2 separate regions of the Homo sapiens genome follow, and region 1 is linked to region 2. Evidence: read pairs that join two places in POLR2A ChIA-PET (ENCODE). Cell type or tissue: K562. All regions are shown on one strand.

The links. ChIA-PET counts read pairs that join two places held together with the same protein. Peaks named below come from ENCODE experiments on the same cell type or tissue, not always from the same donor. Only the 100,000 strongest peaks of a DNase experiment are listed, where the experiment ranks them.
Region 1: POLR2A ChIA-PET joins it to region 2 with 5 read pairs; 8 of 35 experiments call an interaction of 5 or more read pairs at or near these places.

The regions. Positions count from the first base shown.
Region 1 is chr16:795,816-803,815 of GRCh38, forward strand. CHTF18 (chromosome transmission fidelity factor 18) reads left to right here. Exons shown (of 22, transcript NM_022092.3): 17 at 1-19; 18 at 132-262; 19 at 902-1,046; 20 at 1,146-1,277; 21 at 1,879-1,936; 22 at 2,024-2,259. The coding sequence ends at 2,160. It overlaps GNG13 (G protein subunit gamma 13), which reads right to left and starts at 4,919. Exons shown (of 3, transcript NM_016541.3): 1 at 4,851-4,919; 2 at 3,165-3,296; 3 at 2,226-3,009. The coding sequence starts at 3,262. The coding sequence ends at 2,904. RefSeq lists enhancers at 731-900, 4,608-5,157, 5,158-5,707, 5,708-6,257, 7,075-7,619. In K562, no CTCF peak of the experiment used is centred here; DNase peaks (open chromatin) are centred at 1,426 and 4,994.
Region 2 is chr16:727,644-735,643 of GRCh38, forward strand. HAGHL (hydroxyacylglutathione hydrolase like) reads left to right here. Exons shown (of 8, transcript NM_032304.4): 2 at 322-386; 3 at 473-590; 4 at 673-781; 5 at 861-961; 6 at 1,151-1,252; 7 at 1,366-1,445; 8 at 1,645-2,072. The coding sequence ends at 1,813. It overlaps CIAO3 (cytosolic iron-sulfur assembly component 3), which reads right to left. Exons shown (of 11, transcript NM_022493.3): 5 at 7,094-7,228; 6 at 6,586-6,704; 7 at 5,655-5,784; 8 at 4,658-4,730; 9 at 3,922-4,059; 10 at 3,200-3,357; 11 at 2,122-3,012. The coding sequence ends at 2,774. Among named protein-coding and RNA genes, the nearest start is that of HAGHL, 4.5 kb to the left of the region's middle. RefSeq lists silencers at 125-274, 395-504, 515-694, 725-984. In K562, CTCF peaks have their summits at 5,464 and 6,220 (motif pointing left); DNase peaks (open chromatin) are centred at 48, 758, 1,322 and 6,208; H3K4me3 peaks cover 1,675 bases.

The sequences.
Region 1 (8,000 bases), 68 kb after region 2:
TGCACCCAAGCTCCGCCCCGTGAGTGCCGTCCCCGGGGTGGGGGATTCCCCGCCTGCTGCCCTCCTGTCCTAGGTGAGCACACATTTGTACAGCCTGCTCAGCTCCCTGTCTGCTGCCTCCCATCCCCTAGGTGAGCACACAGCTGTACAGCACCCGTGAAAAGCAACAGCTGGCCAGCCTGGTGGGCACGATGCTCGCTTACAGCCTGACCTACCGCCAGGAGCGCACGCCCGATGGCCAGTACATCTACAGGCTGGAGCCGTGAGTCCCCCAGTGCCTGGGGTGTGCTCCAGGGTCATGCTCCCCGGCTGTGCTCCATGTTCAGGGCCCGCATGGGGCCAGGAGTCTGAAAGCACGGTCATGGCGTCTGGGGGTGGCGGGCCCCAGCTTATCTTTTGCTCAGATGTAACCGTGAAGGGGGGTCACTTCCAGCTACTTGAGATTGGCTCTGGGACCTGAGTTTTGCTGCAGAGCTGCTCCCAGCCTTAGCACCCCCACATGGAACTGGAGCCGGGGGCCCCGAGAGTGACTGCACTTTCCAACACTCCGTTTCCCGCTGTGGGATGGCCATGGGGGTGGTGGGGGTGAGGCATGGGGCAGTGGCCCCGGGGTCCTGCTGCCCCAGCGACGGCACCAACTTGCAGGACGCTGAGTCACTCTCCGTGGCAGCCATCGGCAGGTTTCATCATCATCCCACGTACACTTGCAGTTGGGGAAACTGAGGCTCGGGGCAGTTAAACCTGGCTGCCGCAGGGTTGGGGTGCGGTGGCACCAGGACTCAGCCCCACATTCCTGCTCTGGCCTTGTGGCTTTTGGGGTTTGCGGTTGGAGTGCCCGGCGGCTCTCTGGCCCTGAGCCTGGCCCCGCTGACCTGCCCTGGTGTCCCCCTGTGCTGAGCAGGAACGTGGAGGAACTCTGCCGCTTCCCTGAGCTGCCTGCCCGCAAGCCCCTCACCTACCAGACGAAGCAGCTCATCGCCCGCGAGATCGAGGTGGAGAAGATGCGGCGGGCGGAGGCTTCTGCCCGGGTAGAGAACAGCCCCCAGGTGAGCCCACCCAGGCTCTGGAGCAGGTTGCAGTCTGGGCGTGCACCATCCCCACTGTATCCCTGTGTGGCCAGATCTCACAATGCCTGCTCCCTACAGGTGGATGGGAGCCCCCCAGGGCTCGAGGGTCTGCTGGGGGGCATTGGGGAGAAAGGGGTGCACCGACCTGCCCCACGCAACCATGAGCAGCGGCTGGAGCACATCATGAGGCGAGCGGCCCGGGAGGAACAGGTGTGGAATGGGCAGCTGTGGGGGTGGGACCAGGGTACATACCTTTGGGGGTGTGGCTAGGGCAGTCATGAGGCGGGGCCAAGGCACCCATGGGGTGGGGCCAGGGTACCTTTGTGGGTGTGGCTAGGGCCCCTCATGAGGCAGGGCCAGGGTACCTTCAGGGCTGTGGCTAGGGCAGTCATGAGGCGGGGCCAGGGTATCTTTAGGGGTGGGGCCAAGGCACCCATGGGGTGGGGCCAGGGTACCTTTGGGGGTGGGGCTGAGCCACAGGAGGAGTCTGGCTGAGGGTGGGGCTGGCTCAGTGCCCTAAGGGGGGCTCTGAAGGACCAGCTCCTTACCCTCAGCATGACCAGGGTTCTACCCAGGCCTCAGTTTCCCATCTGGGCAGAAGAGTGGCTGTATTGGCTCTTCTTGATTGGCACCTGGTGGGGAGCAGATGGCAGTGAGGGGTGAGGGGCAGCTGGCCTGGGCCAGGTTCCGAAAGGTGTCTCAGAGGTGTTCTGGTCCCTCCTCCCTGGGAAGGCTCTCGGTCCTCCTGTCTTGGGTAGGGGCTGGATGGGGCATCTGTCCTATACGACTGACTAGTCCTTCCTCCCATCAGCCTGAGAAGGACTTCTTTGGACGTGTGGTCGTCAGGAGCACAGCAGTCCCGAGTGCAGGTGTGTGTGGGGGTGTTGTGGGGTTGTGGGGGGCCTGGGGGTTGTGGGGGGGCCTTACAGCTGAGGAGCAACCCTGTGGCCCCGCAGGGGACACGGCCCCGGAGCAGGACTCAGTGGAGCGGCGCATGGGCACAGCGGTGGGCAGGAGCGAGGTCTGGTTCCGCTTCAACGAGGGTGTCTCCAACGCCGTGCGGCGCAGCCTGTACATCAGGGACTTGCTCTAGTTCTCTGAGCCGCGGACATGCCCTCGCATTGCTTCCCGCAGAGTGCAGAGACAGGAAGCTGGAGATGTCTTTATAAAGTCACACCTTTACAGACTGTAATCACGTGCGAGTGGAGTGGGGTTCACAGGATGGTGGGAGTGGGGCCGGGCGTGGGCTCATAGGATGGTGTGAGTGGGGCCAGGAGTGGGGCTCACAGGATGGTGGGAGTGGGGCCAGGCGTGGTCTCACAGGATAGAGTGAGTGGGGCCGGGCGTGGTCTCACAGGATGGAGTGAATGGGGCCGGGCACAGTCTTACAAGATGTTGTGAGTGGGGCCGGGAGTGGGGCTCACAGGTTGGTGTGAGTGGGGCTGGGAGTGGGGCTCACAGGATGGAGTGAGTGGGGCCGGGAGTGGGGCTCACAGGATGGTGGGAGTGGGGCTGGGAGTGGGGCTCACAGGATGGTGGGAGTGGGGCTGGAAGTGGGGCTCACAGGATGGTGGGAGTGGGGCTGGGAGTGGGACTCACAGGATGGAGTGAATGGGGCTGGGCATAGTCTTACAAGATGGAGTGAGTGGGGCCGGGAGTGGGGCTCACAGGTTGGTGTGAGTGGGGCCGGGCATGGGCTCACAGGATGGTGGGAGTGGGGCTGGGAGTGGGACTCACAGGATGGAGTGAGTGGGGCTGGGCACAGTCTTACAAGATGGTGGGAGTGGGGCCGGGCGTGGTCTCACAGGATGGTGTGAGAGGGGCCGGGTGCGGGGCTCACAGGATGGTGCATTTGCCCTTTTCCACCCATGGGTTGTTCTTCATCAGGTCGGGGTTCAGGAAGGGGTCCTTGGGGATCCCGTCCTCGATCCACTTCAGCAGCCTGCGGGTGGGCGGGTGGCAGGTGAGTGGTGGCACCTGACCCCCGAGGGCCTCCTGCTGCACCTGCCTGTCGGCGGCGGTGGTCGTGGCTATGGAAATGAGCAGCCAGCGCAGGGCAGACAAATGAGAGGCAAATCAGGCAGGTGGGGCACTCACTCGGGGATGGTCTTGGACGCCATCTCCCGCTGGAAGGCCAGCTGGTACTTGAGGCTCTCCACCTCTTTCTTCATCTGTGGCACGTCCCACTCCTCCATGGGGTCAGGGGCTTCTGAAGCAGCCAGCCTGGGGCTGGAGGGCACAGGAGGAAGCCACAGGGCCGAGGCCACCAGCCTGTAGTCCCCACCCCCGCTGCTCCCCGCAGGCCTGAGCTGAACCCCGCAGGATGAAGCGGGGAGAGTCCACACCACTGCCTGGGCCAGTCCCCTAGGCGTTGCTAGGGTGCAGGGCACAGAGCGAGTTCCCACAAGGCCCCAGCTCCCGCCTCCTGCACTGGGACTAATTAACTGCAAGAAACTTTACATCCTCAGCTACTCCCCCATAGGCCCCCACACCTTACGAAGATCCCTTGCAGGCAGGAGAAAGGGTGCTCAGCACGGCAGGCCCCCAGCTCCTACCCTCCCACTGAGGCCCACGCAGGCTGACCCAGACCACGGTGTGAGGTGTGGGGCGAGGTCCTCAGGAGGTGGCCCCTGCCCCGCCCCGCTGTGTGCCCCTTTGCTTTGCATGGCAGAGCCCAGTCCAGAGCCAGGACTCCTGGACAGGAATGTTCTGCTGCAGTTTGCTTCTCTGGCAGGTGGGGTGTGTGCTCAGGATCTTGGGGGCTCAGGCTATACTACCCGAGTCTGGGATATGGGCTGTGGGTGGCCCCTGGGTCCCCAGTGTGTCTGGGAACCACACACGTTACCTGCGTGCTTTCTGCTTGTGGCCAGCCTGGGAAAGCCACAGGTTGACACCCCTCAGAACTGCCACAAGTTCGAGGCAAGTGGGGGTGGGTTGCCCCCTGCCTCTCCCCCTACCCACTCCAGGGGCCCAGGGAGTCCCTCACTCCGTCCCAACTCTGGCCCCCGTCCCCAAGGTTGGGAGACAGGGCTGAACCTTGGGAGGGTGGGTGGGGGTTGGCGTCAAGTTTCGGGGAGCCTGCCTCTGGCTGTGAAGGGGGCTCCTGGCCCAACAGTCTCCCCATCCTTTGGTCGTGCAGCTGCACCGGCCACCTAGGGAGGGGCCCAGGGCCTGAGGCTGGTGGGGTCCCGGTGGTGAATTGGGCAGACTCCCAGCAGCCAGCAGAGGGTCTGCCCGTAGTGGGGTGGGAGGCCGGGGAGCGAGCGGGGGCAGGTTTCTGGGGGAGTGATCAGGGTCATGCAGAGGATTCCCTCCCGGAGACTCTGGAGTTCCAGCACCCCTACCCGCCCCCATCCCCGGTGCAGGCCTTTTCTCGGAGACCCTACACTCAGCCCCGTGGGCGCAGGACTAGCTGCGTGCGGGTCCTCCCAGGCCCGGGGTGTTGGCGCCCCGCCCACAGCCCAGTCCTTGCTGCCCAGCCCTACCTTCGCGCAGCTGCCGCCAAGCCTGGCCACCCACCCCGTGCACCCCGTGGACGCCCCCAGCCACGGGACTCGGTGGGCACTGCAGGCGGCGCACGGCGCTCAGATGGACACAGCTCCCCCGCACCGCGAGAGCCGCCTCCCTGCCTGCAGCACCGGCTCGGGTTGGGTTTTGCTGCCTGCGGGGCAGCTGCCCTCGCCCCGGGAGTTAGGGTGAGCCCAGGGGACTGACCTGGGCCAGCTGAGAGTCGAGGGGCCTCCGGGCCCTCCCTAGCCCCGGGCGCCTGTTCATCGGACCTACCTTGAAAAGGTGACAGCGGAGGGACAATGACAACGGCCAGGCGACCGCGAGTGAGAGCGAGGGCCAAGTGATGTTCCGGGAGTCCGCCAGGCAGAGCCCTGGCTGTGCCCCGCCCCTCCCGCCACCTGGGCCCTGGCGCCGCCCCCACACCCTCCTCAGGGCTGGGCTGACCCCAGAGATAGCCTGTGCTGCCCCCTCCCCTGGGCTCACCCAGCGGATGGACATGCAGCCAGGGGCCAGTGTGGGGCTGGTCCATTTTCCCTGAGGGGCCAGCTTGGGCCCTGGTGGAGAGGTCTCCTTCCACTTGAGGGGGTGGGTTCCCCCTCCAGTGTCCTGGGCCAGCCGGGAGGAGTGGGGATGGGGCTGGGACCCTTTGCCCTCTGAAGCCTCTGCAGCCTGCAGGGTTCAGGTGACACTCAGCTGTGCCCCCCTGACAGAGGCATCCTGTGTGGGCCATGTGGCTCACCCTGGGATGTGAGCCTCTTACTGCTAGGGGCCCCGGGGCTCTGTGGAGCTCCCTGCTCCAGCCCGATCCCCTGTTCCCAGACCAGTGGCCGGCACGGGGCAGCTCCCGAGGGCAGGAGAGTGCCGTGCTTTTCAGTCTGATCTGAGCTGAGAGTGGCGGCCTGAGGCGTCCCCAACACCGGTCCACTGTGGGTGCTCTGGGGCACGCTGCCTCGGGAGAGGTGCCCCCAGCTGCAGCACTTGGGCTCGGGTTGTGTGACCTCAAGGCTCTGGGGAGAGGGCTTCCCTTTGGGGCTCCGCACCTGTCAGCCTGCAGAGCTGAGACTGGCCCCTTTTCCTCTGACACGTTTCCCCGTGTCTCCTCCCACCCTGCCCTTGGGTGTACCCCTTGGGCTCCTGTGGGAGCTGTGCCCTATGTACCAGCAGGTGACGTACATACCAGGCTGCATCCTAGGTGGGGGCGCCCAGGCAGCAACAGCAGCCTCTGGGGGCACAGGGCCAAGCTCCCCAAACAGTCCCTGCAGAAGCTGGGCCACCCCCGGGGAAGCGTGGGCCAGGCCCTCGGTGGGTGCTGGCAGGGCCAGGGGCCTGTGAGCAGGTCACTCTGCCTTCCCCAGTGTCACAGGGAACCGCCCGGCCTGCCTGGGGTGGCCCAGACCTCTGCAGGGGTTGTCGGGGAGAGGTGGGCCCTGTCCCTCTCAGGCGCTCAGGTCCCTGAAGTCACTCAGCAGGACTCCCTGCCAGTGTGACTCCGTGAATCGGGGCCACCTGCACCTCCCGCCCTGATGTGTGTCGGCTGGATCAGAGGCGCCTCTGGAACTGGGGCACATTAGGGAAGGGATTATTTTTATTATGGATTTGGGGGTGGGGTGGGGCAGCTTAAAGCCCAGGGCACGAGGCCTCCTCCTCAGGGCAGATGGTTGCCCCTCTTGGCATGGTGGGGGCTAGACGTCTCCCTGATCCCAGTGCCCGCCCTGCCCTGCCTGTGCCCCCTGGTGCTGTGACTTCGGATGCACCTTAGTTTCTGGGCTGCTGAGGGCTCTCCCTGTGGCTGGGGGCACCACTTTGGGCGCCAGAGAGTGGAATGGCTGTTAGGGGAGGGGTGTGTGCCACCCCAGGATGCAGGCAAGGCGGGGGGGACCCCAGGGCATGTCCCCCACGTTCCCTGGGACAGCAGGTGGCTTGGAGCCAGGGCCAGGCGGGGGAACACCCTGAGGTCCGCAGCTGAGTTGTGAGAGCTGGGGGTTCTGTGGCCACTCTCAGGACCCCAAGCGGCCTTTGCATCTGCTCATCTGGAAGGACCTAGGAGGTCTCCTAATGGGGTCGCCAAGGCTCCAGGTTCTGGCTTTTGGTCAATTCACTGGACCCAGTAAGGTCCCTGAGGGTGCCTGAGCTCTGTCCAACACGGCCAGTGCCCCCAGTGAATCAGGACACAGGTTGGAGTGTGGTGTGGGCCACCAGGACAGGTGAGACGGGCCGTGGGGTCACGTCCTGGAGTGAGCACTGCCCTGTGGTCCGGGCAGGTCCTGCCAGTCCTCAGCATCTCAGCAGAGAAGTGGCTGTGTGTACCTGCATGGTGGACCCGGCCTGCCTACCTGAGCAGGGTCTGGGTGACCCCCAAGGCCAAGGGCAGGAGGAGGTTGAGGGAAGTGGGGGCAGGGCCAGGGCAAGCTGAGGGTTTTGGGTCTGCTGCAGGCCCATGTCCCAGGCATGTGATGTGGGTCCCGTCTCTCACCCCACTTCTGTGGCGTTTCTGGTCGCTGGGGGGGCACCAGTCAGCCTCGGTGTCGTGTGGACCCCCAGAATCAGAAGCAGGTCCTGTGCTGACCTGGGTGGGTGCAGTAACCTCTGCTCCCGTGTGAGGGGCTGTGAGGTCCCATCCTCAGTAAGACGGGGGTCTTGAAGACTGACTTCGACCTTCCTACCAAGGCTGCACTCGGAAACCCCCAAACACATCCGGGCGCTGACGCCTTGAGCTGGAGTCAGCCTCGGGTCTGGAATCTGCCTCCCCCGGCCCTACAGCTGGACCCGGCTTCAGCGATTCTCATTGGGAGGAATGGCAGCCAGTCCCCCAACGGAGTGACCACAGCCTCCCGAGGCCAGGGGCTCCTTTCTGAAATTAGGCCACTAATTGGGCCGCTGGCTGAGAACACGCAGGGCTCTTTCCGCTGCCCTAGAAATAGCTGTCCCTGGCCCGAGGGGCTCTTGACCCACCAGGCGTGGGGCTGTGCCGCTGGGCCTGGCTTGGGGCAGGAGCATCGAGACCTCCCATTTACAGCCAACCAAGACCGTGGGGGAAGCACAGGAGGCCGGAGGCCCTTCACGCTGACTTTAGGGCTTGGTACCACACTGGCATAGGGGGCTCTGATCCCTTCCTAGCGGGAAGCTGCAGCAGGGTCTCCCGGGACTGGCCTCTCGCTGCGGCCTCAACTCCGAATGGGTGGGGGAGACAGCCCCCGACACCAGTCAACTCTCCGGGGAACAGAGGGATAAAGTGCTGAGCTGGGGACCAAGGACCAGTCCCATCCTCCACCCGCCTGTGCCCTAGGCTCTGCAGAGGGCTCTGGCTGTCCTAGGGGGACCCTGTGGCCTGCAGGACCCAAGCAGCCCGGGGGTGGTGGGTGAATGTGTGTGGAGGACACGCTGACTTCCCTCAGTCCCTGCAAACAAAACTGCAAGCGTGGG
Region 2 (8,000 bases):
CGGCCGTGTCCCCCGAGAGCCTCCCCGACCCCCCTGGTAGGAGCGAGCCCCCACGTGCTCTGCTCTCCGGAAGTCATTGGCGGCTGGGGTTCCTTGTTTATCTTGGGGCTCCCTGAAGTTACGGCACCTCTGGCCTCCGCCCTTTCGCTGCTGCCTGGCGGTCCCTGCACGCGCTGGGCGCAGTCACCGCCCGCTGGGTCCCCGCTCCCCGGCGCTCCCCGGGGCTCTGGCCGGCCTGGGGCAGTGAGCGCGGCGGATCCCGATATGGAGGGAGTGGGCCACCGGGACCGTCTGTGTTACCGTCACTCCCGTCCCTTTCAGCTGCTGGAGATCGTGGGCCGGGAGGGGGTGTCTCTGACCGCTGTGCTGACCACCCACCATCACTGGTGAGCGCCGGCGGGGCGCGGGGAGGCACGAGGACGCCGCCTTGTCCCAACCCGACCTAACCCGGCCCCCGCCCGCCCGCCCGCAGGGACCACGCGCGGGGAAACCCGGAGCTGGCGCGGCTTCGTCCCGGGCTGGCGGTGCTGGGCGCGGACGAGCGCATCTTCTCGCTGACGCGCAGGCTGGCGCACGGCGAGGAGCTGCGGGTGAGCGCGCGCTCCCGGGAGGGGCGGGGAGGGCGCCCCGGGTCCACCCGCCCTCACAGGTCCGCCTGCTCCTCCGCCGCAGTTCGGGGCCATCCACGTGCGTTGCCTCCTGACGCCCGGCCACACCGCCGGCCACATGAGCTACTTCCTGTGGGAGGACGATTGCCCGGACCCACCCGCCCTGTTCTCGGGTACCCGCAGCGCGGAGCGCGCCCACCCCGCCTCCCGCCGGCCCCGCCCCATCTGCTCTGACCCGCCCTCCCCCGCCAGGCGACGCGCTGTCGGTGGCCGGCTGCGGCTCGTGCCTGGAGGGCAGCGCCCAGCAGATGTACCAGAGCCTGGCCGAGCTGGGTACCCTGCCCCCCGAGACGGTGAGCGGGCCTGGGCCCTCCCCTCTTCTCCCGTGGGCACAGCCCCCACGCTCCGCACCCTCACTGTGCTAGGGGTGCAGAGTGAATGCCCACCTGAGGGCAGACCGGGCAGGGGAGGCCAGGCCCCCGGCGCAAGCACTTTCCCCGCTTCCTGGCCGCGTGCGCGCTCACCGAGCGCTCTTCCTCCAGAAGGTGTTCTGCGGCCACGAGCACACGCTTAGCAACCTGGAGTTTGCCCAGAAAGTGGAGCCCTGCAACGACCACGTGAGAGCCAAGCTGTCCTGGGCTAAGGCACGGCCCCTTTCCCGCCGCGGCAAGAGGGTGGGGGGGGAGGGAACAGGCTTCGGGGTGGGGGGGGCTCTCAGACAAGGCCTAATGGTGACCGGGGCCTGTGGTCACTCCAGAAGAGGGATGAGGATGACGTGCCCACTGTGCCGTCGACTCTGGGCGAGGAGCGCCTCTACAACCCCTTCCTGCGGGTGGCGTGAGTATGGCTGTTGTCCCGGGGCCTCCACCGTTACGTGGACCCTTAGGAAGGCATCTGGGGACTGCGTGTTGGGCTGAGTGAGCATCTCTGGCTTGGGGGAGGCTGCTCATTAAGTGCCTGCCTGCCCGCCCACCCCTCGGCGCCATGCTCCCGCGTGGGCAGCGGGCCCTGCGCCTCACTGCACCCCTCCCTGCAGAGAGGAGCCGGTGCGCAAGTTCACGGGCAAGGCGGTCCCCGCCGACGTCCTGGAGGCGCTATGCAAGGAGCGGGCGCGCTTCGAACAGGCGGGCGAGCCGCGGCAGCCACAGGCGCGGGCCCTCCTTGCGCTGCAGTGGGGGCTCCTGAGTGCAGCCCCACACGACTGAGCCACCCAGACCCTCACAGGGCTGGGGCCTGCGTCCCTCCTCGTGACCTCGGCCAGCTGGACCCACATGAGGGCCACCTCTGGAACCTTCTTCGAGGCCCTGGCCAGCCATCTGCCCAGCCTCGGAGGGTGGGCAACCTGGTGCTTCCCGGGTGGACACACAGGACCACTCAGTGGGGCCTGTGTGGGCGCCGAGACCTGGGTGTCTGGGAAGTGGGGCACACGGGGCCTCCGAACTATGAATAAAGCTTTGAAAGGCCGTTGTCAGTGTTGGCAGATGTGCCAGGAGAGGAGCTGTTTTCGTAGGCGTGTTTTAGGAGGGGTGCGTTTATTAGACAAACGCTGGGAGACAGGCCTGGTGGGGACCTGGCTGGGGGATGATGCAGCCCGCGATGGCTGCTGCTTCGTACTTGGCTTGCCCCGGACCACAGCCTCGTAACGGTAACCCCTGCTTTCCAGGGGCCTGGCACCCCCCCCTGCCAGGGTCCACACGCAGGGTTGTGGCGGGACCACCCCTGCAGGTCCAGCTCTGTCTCCCACCTTTTGCACAGAGCTTCAAGGGAAGCCTCCAGAAGTCAGGGGTGAGAACCCGTCTTGCTCTGCCTCAGGCAACCCCGGGACAGGCTGAAGCCCCTCACGCACTTGGGTGCCCGACCAGCAGCAGCAAGGGCAGCACCTGTGGGCCTCGGCCCAGGGCCAACGGAACAGGCTCTGGGACCTCAGGGAACCTTCTGCTGCCTGGGCCACCCCACCCCACCTGGGCAGAGCCAGTGGGAACCCAGAGGCACCCAACTGGAGGTGACGAGGCGGCTGCGGGTCCTGGCTAGTCCTAGCTCCTACTCGGGTCCCAGCACACCCTGCAGCTCACTCAGAATTTTGGGGGAAGCCCTGGGGTCTTGGGGCATGTGGTTCTGCTGTCACACATGGACACGGCCTCCTGGGAGTCCTGGTCCTGCAGCCCCTACCACCGGATGCCCAGGCCAGTGCTGGCCTTCTCCACGGCGTGGTACTGCGTATGCAGCAAGCGACCTGCACACTCCGAGTCCGTGCCCTGCAGCCAGTGTGTGTACAGCTCCTGAACCCCAGGCGCGTCCTCGGGCGCCTCAGCCCGGACCATGCCGTACAGTCTCTCCACGTGCTGGAGGAGCTCTCTGCTGGGCCTGTCTGGGGCCTGGAGCTGGCCCCCGCCGTTCAGGCAGCCTATGGGAGAGCAGACGGGACAGGGGTCACAGCCTGCGCCCCAGCCAAGCTTCCTGACCACCAGGGAGCAGGGAGGTGACCGGGCCCCCTCTGTGCCCCACTTCCTCCCACTCCCAGCCTGGTGGATGGTGGCCCACAGCTCTGCTCCCAGAAGGGGTCCTCGTGTCCTGTCCCTTGCAGGAGCTACCTGAGGGGCAGGCCATGACCTCCACGTAGTGGTAGGGGCAGCGCCCTCGTTTGAGCCTCTGCACCAGGTTCTGGATGTTGCGGAAGCCGTACGCCATTGCGAAGTGCAGCAGCACCTGGCCCTCCTTCTCCAGTGTCACCTCCTGGAAGTCTTTGTTCCTGGGGGGCACAGGCGGGGTTTGTCTACATGGCACACCCACCAGGCTCCTGCCTGCCTGGAAGGGGAGGCCTGCTGGGCTTCAGGGGATGACCGGGTACCTCCCAGGGCTCTCTCCCTCTCTCCTGGGCAGAGGGAAGGACAAGAACGGAGAGAGAGGGTGGAAGGCTCACTTCCTTGAGTCCAGCAGGGGACCTCACCTCCAGCCTCGGGCTGTCTGTGAAACAGGCCTCCCTCCCCAGGGATGTCTGTGAGGCCCTGGCCCTCCCTCCTGGGATGTGGTCGCGTGCCTGCGCCAGGCACCCATCACCTTTGCCCATGCTGGCCTCTCGGGCTCAGGGTCACCATCCCCCACAATGGGCCGACTGAGGCCTGGAGTGCTTAGGTGCCTTCACACCCTGAGCCCGCCAGGAGGGCCCTGCCTGGCCCCAGGGTCCCCTCCAAACCCTGCAGGCTGCCCTCCACCCAGCCCACCTCTGTGGGAGGACCCCAGGGGAGGCAGCAGCCCGAGGAAGGCTGGGGGCTGTGTGGCCGCTCTGCCCAGAGATCTGGCCCATCCCACTGACCTCAGGGGTTTGTAGGTAACCTCAGCCACATGGATTCCAAAGAGCTCTCGGGCCGCGTGCCGGAACACGTGCTCCAGGTAGCCCCCCGAGCCCCCTCCCCGATGGCTGGTGGGCTCCTCTGCAGAGGCACCGCTGCACCTGGCAAGGAGGGAGGGGCCTCAGCACAGCTGGGGCTGCTGCCTGCCAACCTCCCGAGCAGGGCCTCTGTCCCTCACACATGAGCGTTTGCATTTCCAGGTGGGAGACAAGTCACAGACACAGAGGAACAGCTCCTGTGTCACCAGCCATCACAGGGGCCCAGCCACTTCTTGTTTTTTTTTTTGAGACGGAGTCTTGCTCTGTCGCCCAGGCTGGAGTGCAGTGGCGTGATCTTGGCTCACTGCAAGCTCCGCCTCCTGGGTTCAAGCAATTCTCATGCCTCAACCTCCCAAGTAGCTGGGATTACAGGGCCTGGCATGGATTACCACCATGTCTGGCTAAATTTTGTATTTTTAGTAGAGATGAGGTTTCACCATGTTGGCCGAGCTGGTCTCGAACTCCTGACCTCAGGTGATCTGCCCACCTTGGCCTCCCAAAGTGCTGGGGTGACAGGCGTGAGCTACTGCGCCTGGCTATCCAGCCACTTCTGTGGACGCCAAGATGGGCTGCGGGGAGGCAAGCCCAGAGCAGGGGGATGCTATCCTCAGAGGCAGCGTTAGAAGCTAAAATAACAGTTCTTGGTGGCAGACATACGTACAGGCTGTCCAGAGGGGCTGGTTCCAGGTCGGGGAGGGAGACGCCCTCTTCCTCCAGCAACCTGAAAACTTCTCCTGCAAAGAAGCCACAGCGCAGACACTCTTTAGCGGAGATCCCAGCAACAAAGTCAGAGAACATCCAAGCCACCTGCATCCCCAGCAGTCTGCACTTTGGCCCCAGAAGGCCCCAAATGTCCACCCTAGCCCGTGGTGGGGAGGCCAGGCCCGGTCACTCCTGAAGCCCCTCTGGAGGCTGCCTGGTCCTGCCCAGGGAGGTGTGCCAGCGGCCAGGCCACTCTGCTCACCCAGTGTCCATCTGTCCATCCTCTTAGGCAGTCTGCTTTTCTTTTTTTTTTGAGACGGAGTCTCACTCTGCCGCCCAGGCTGGAGTGCAATGGTACGATCTCGGCTCACTACGACCTCTGCCCCCCGGGATCAAGTGACTCTCCTGCCTCAGCCTCCCGAGTAGCTGGGATTACAGGAGCACCACCACTACTCCCGGCTAATTTTCGTATTTTTAGTAGACATGGGGTTTCATCATCTCGGCCAGGCTGGTCTTGAACTCCTGACCTCGTGATCCACCCACCTCTGCCTCCCAAAGTGCTGGGATTACAGGCGTGAGCCACCATGCCCGGCCACAGTTTGCTTTTCTGCCTCACATTTGGGAGACTGTGGGGCTGCTCGACTCAGGAATGGGGTGACTCATGGGAGCTGAAGAGGCTGCATTCGAGAATCTCTGCCCACCTCCAAAGACTCATTTCAGAGCCAACAAGGAGGTATTACTGAGCGCCACCTGGCTGCAGGTCCCCAAGACAGGCCAGCTGCAAATGGGCCCACCTGGCTCCAAGGGGAGAGACGAAGGTACGTGCACGCATGCGAGCCCCCACACTCCAGCCAGGGCCCCCACAGGCAGGATCCTGGGCAGTCGCCACCTGTGCCCAGGGCTCAGGAATCAGACCAGGAGGCTTGAGGGCTCAGGGCCGCACGGCGTGACCGCACCTGTTGTGAGGACACAGTCCACATCCCGTGTCTGGTGCTCCTGGTTGAAAAAGTCGGGTCTGGAGGCTTCCAGCTTTTTGTCATAGCAGGGCATCACTGTGACGTGGTAGATCTTGTCAGGGGTCAAGTGCTACAAGGAGAAACAAACACTTGTCTCCCCAATCCCAGCAGTAAGGTGGCTGAGACGGGACCTGGAACTCAGCCATCCTGCAGCCAGGCCGGACCCCGAGGGACAGTGAGCCTCACTCCATTTCCCAGCAAGCCTCCTGCCGGCTCTGCGGATGTGTCCCTGGACAGGACGGGCCCTGGCTGTGACAGAAAATGACACTGACCCATTCCCAGTGTGCCTGCGCTCCCTAACAGCCAAGTCCAGCGGAGGAGAAGTGGCCTTCCCACGGCTCGGGCCGTCTCACTGCACAGCAGCCGGGGAAACGGATGTCACGGGGGAACCAACCAGCTCCAGCCCCGGGTGAAAATCCGCGTGCAGTCAGGCAAGAGGTGCCGCAGGGGACATGGGCGCTCGAGGCCCAGGCACCACCGGGGCCGCCCTCGCCCTCTCCCGCCCCCTGCTGGCTGAGTGTCTTCAGGCTTCTATCCCGCTGGGCCTCAGGTGGGGGTCGTGCTGGGCATCCTCGTGGACCTGGTGGCCGGAGGGGTGGGCTCCAGGCCCGGACTGCCCAGGGCCTCCTGCTCCCTCAGCCTCAGGCCTGGCTGCCTCTGGGTGAGCAGTGAGCACCTCTGGATCAGAACGAAGCCCTCTGCTGCAGAAGAGGAAGGGCCTGAACCAGGAGGGAACAAGGGTGGAGGTGTGCTGGGGAAGGCCGCACAGCACAGCGAGGACTCTGTTTCCTGCAGCCTCATGGCAAGAGGCCAGCAAAGTCACTTCTGGCCGCTCCCCAGCCTGAGTCTGGGGCTGGCCCAACGCCGTTACCTGCTGCTGGGCGAAGAAGTCCTTGACCAGGGAGCCCATGACCTGCTGCGGGGACCGGGCGGTGCTGATGTGGGGGAGGATGAAGCTGCCGTGAGTCTTCTCGGCATAGCAGATCCAGCCTGAGGTGACAGGGGGCACACGGGGCTGGCGGGGGCGCACGGCGGCCCCCGCACCCACAGGCAGCAGCACGACATTCTGGGGGCGGGCCCGCTCATACAGGAGATCATGATGACATTAAAGAGTGCTCATTCCTGTTCTCCCCACCACCACGCGGAGCTCGGCGTGCAGGCGACACCGCCTAGGGACCTGAGGTGACTGCGCGTGGCTCCCACGGGAGGGCAGCCTCTTCTCCAGAAAAGGCCATTTGTGCCAACATTTCCAACCCGTCCCGCAAAACCTGCTTGCGTCTCCACCCCCCATGCCCCCGCCTTGTCATTTGTGTCCATATCACCTCACGTTTCAACTGCACTTGAACTTGACTCTCCCACCACCCGCACCATGAGCACACCTGGGCAGGCAGAGGCCAGCAGGGGCAGCGCCTGTCTGCAGTCGGCCTGTCCTCGGAATCGCCGCACAAACTCTCGCTGGCTCTCCAGGAGGCTGAAGTGCCTTGAGAAGGCGGTGTCGAAGACGAAGTGCACCCCTGGAAGGTGAAGGTGGGTGCCTGGTTAACCCCATGCGGGACGCCCACACGAGCACACGCCGGCGTGTGGACCACCATGGTGCTGCCAGGGCACGTGTGTCGCACCTGCTTGCCGTGCCAAAGCCCCGGCCCCACCGTGGGGACCTCCTAAAGCCACGTTGCGCCAAAGCCCCAGCCCCACTGTGGGGACCTCCTAAAGCCACGTTGCCTCGGCATCCCCTGTGAACCCAGGCCTTGGTTTCCCACCCCAGAGGCAGCCACCCAGCAGCTCAGTCCTCCACCCTCCCAGCTCTTCAGCGTGGCTGGTCCAGGGAATTGCCACGTGCGCTGCTCCCGGTGACCCTCCCTAGGGCACAGCTGGACGCAGCCTGCTGGACTGGCCCCTCGGACCCTGACTGTGCAGACCTACCATAGTGGCCACCCCTCACACACAGCAGGACTCCTGGAACACGCCAGCCAGCTCCAAGCCCAGCCATTAGAACTGCTCAGTAAACCTGCCTGATCGTGCCCTGGACCCAGCAGAGGCACCCGCGTGTGGGTCCCTCTCTCTCTGCCTGACTTGTCATTCCTCCCTCGCGTAACCCGTGGTCGGAGGACTCGCTGTGCCCCACTTGCCCGTCATCATCATCTCTAAGTAAAAATCTTTGAACTTGCTTCCTATTCTGGTGGGGACGAAATCCACACCTTCCATCTGGAGAACCATGGGCTGCCCCAGGCCAGGTTTTCCCTGGGACACCAGGTCAGGCTCCCAGTGCCAGAGCACTGCTCAGGC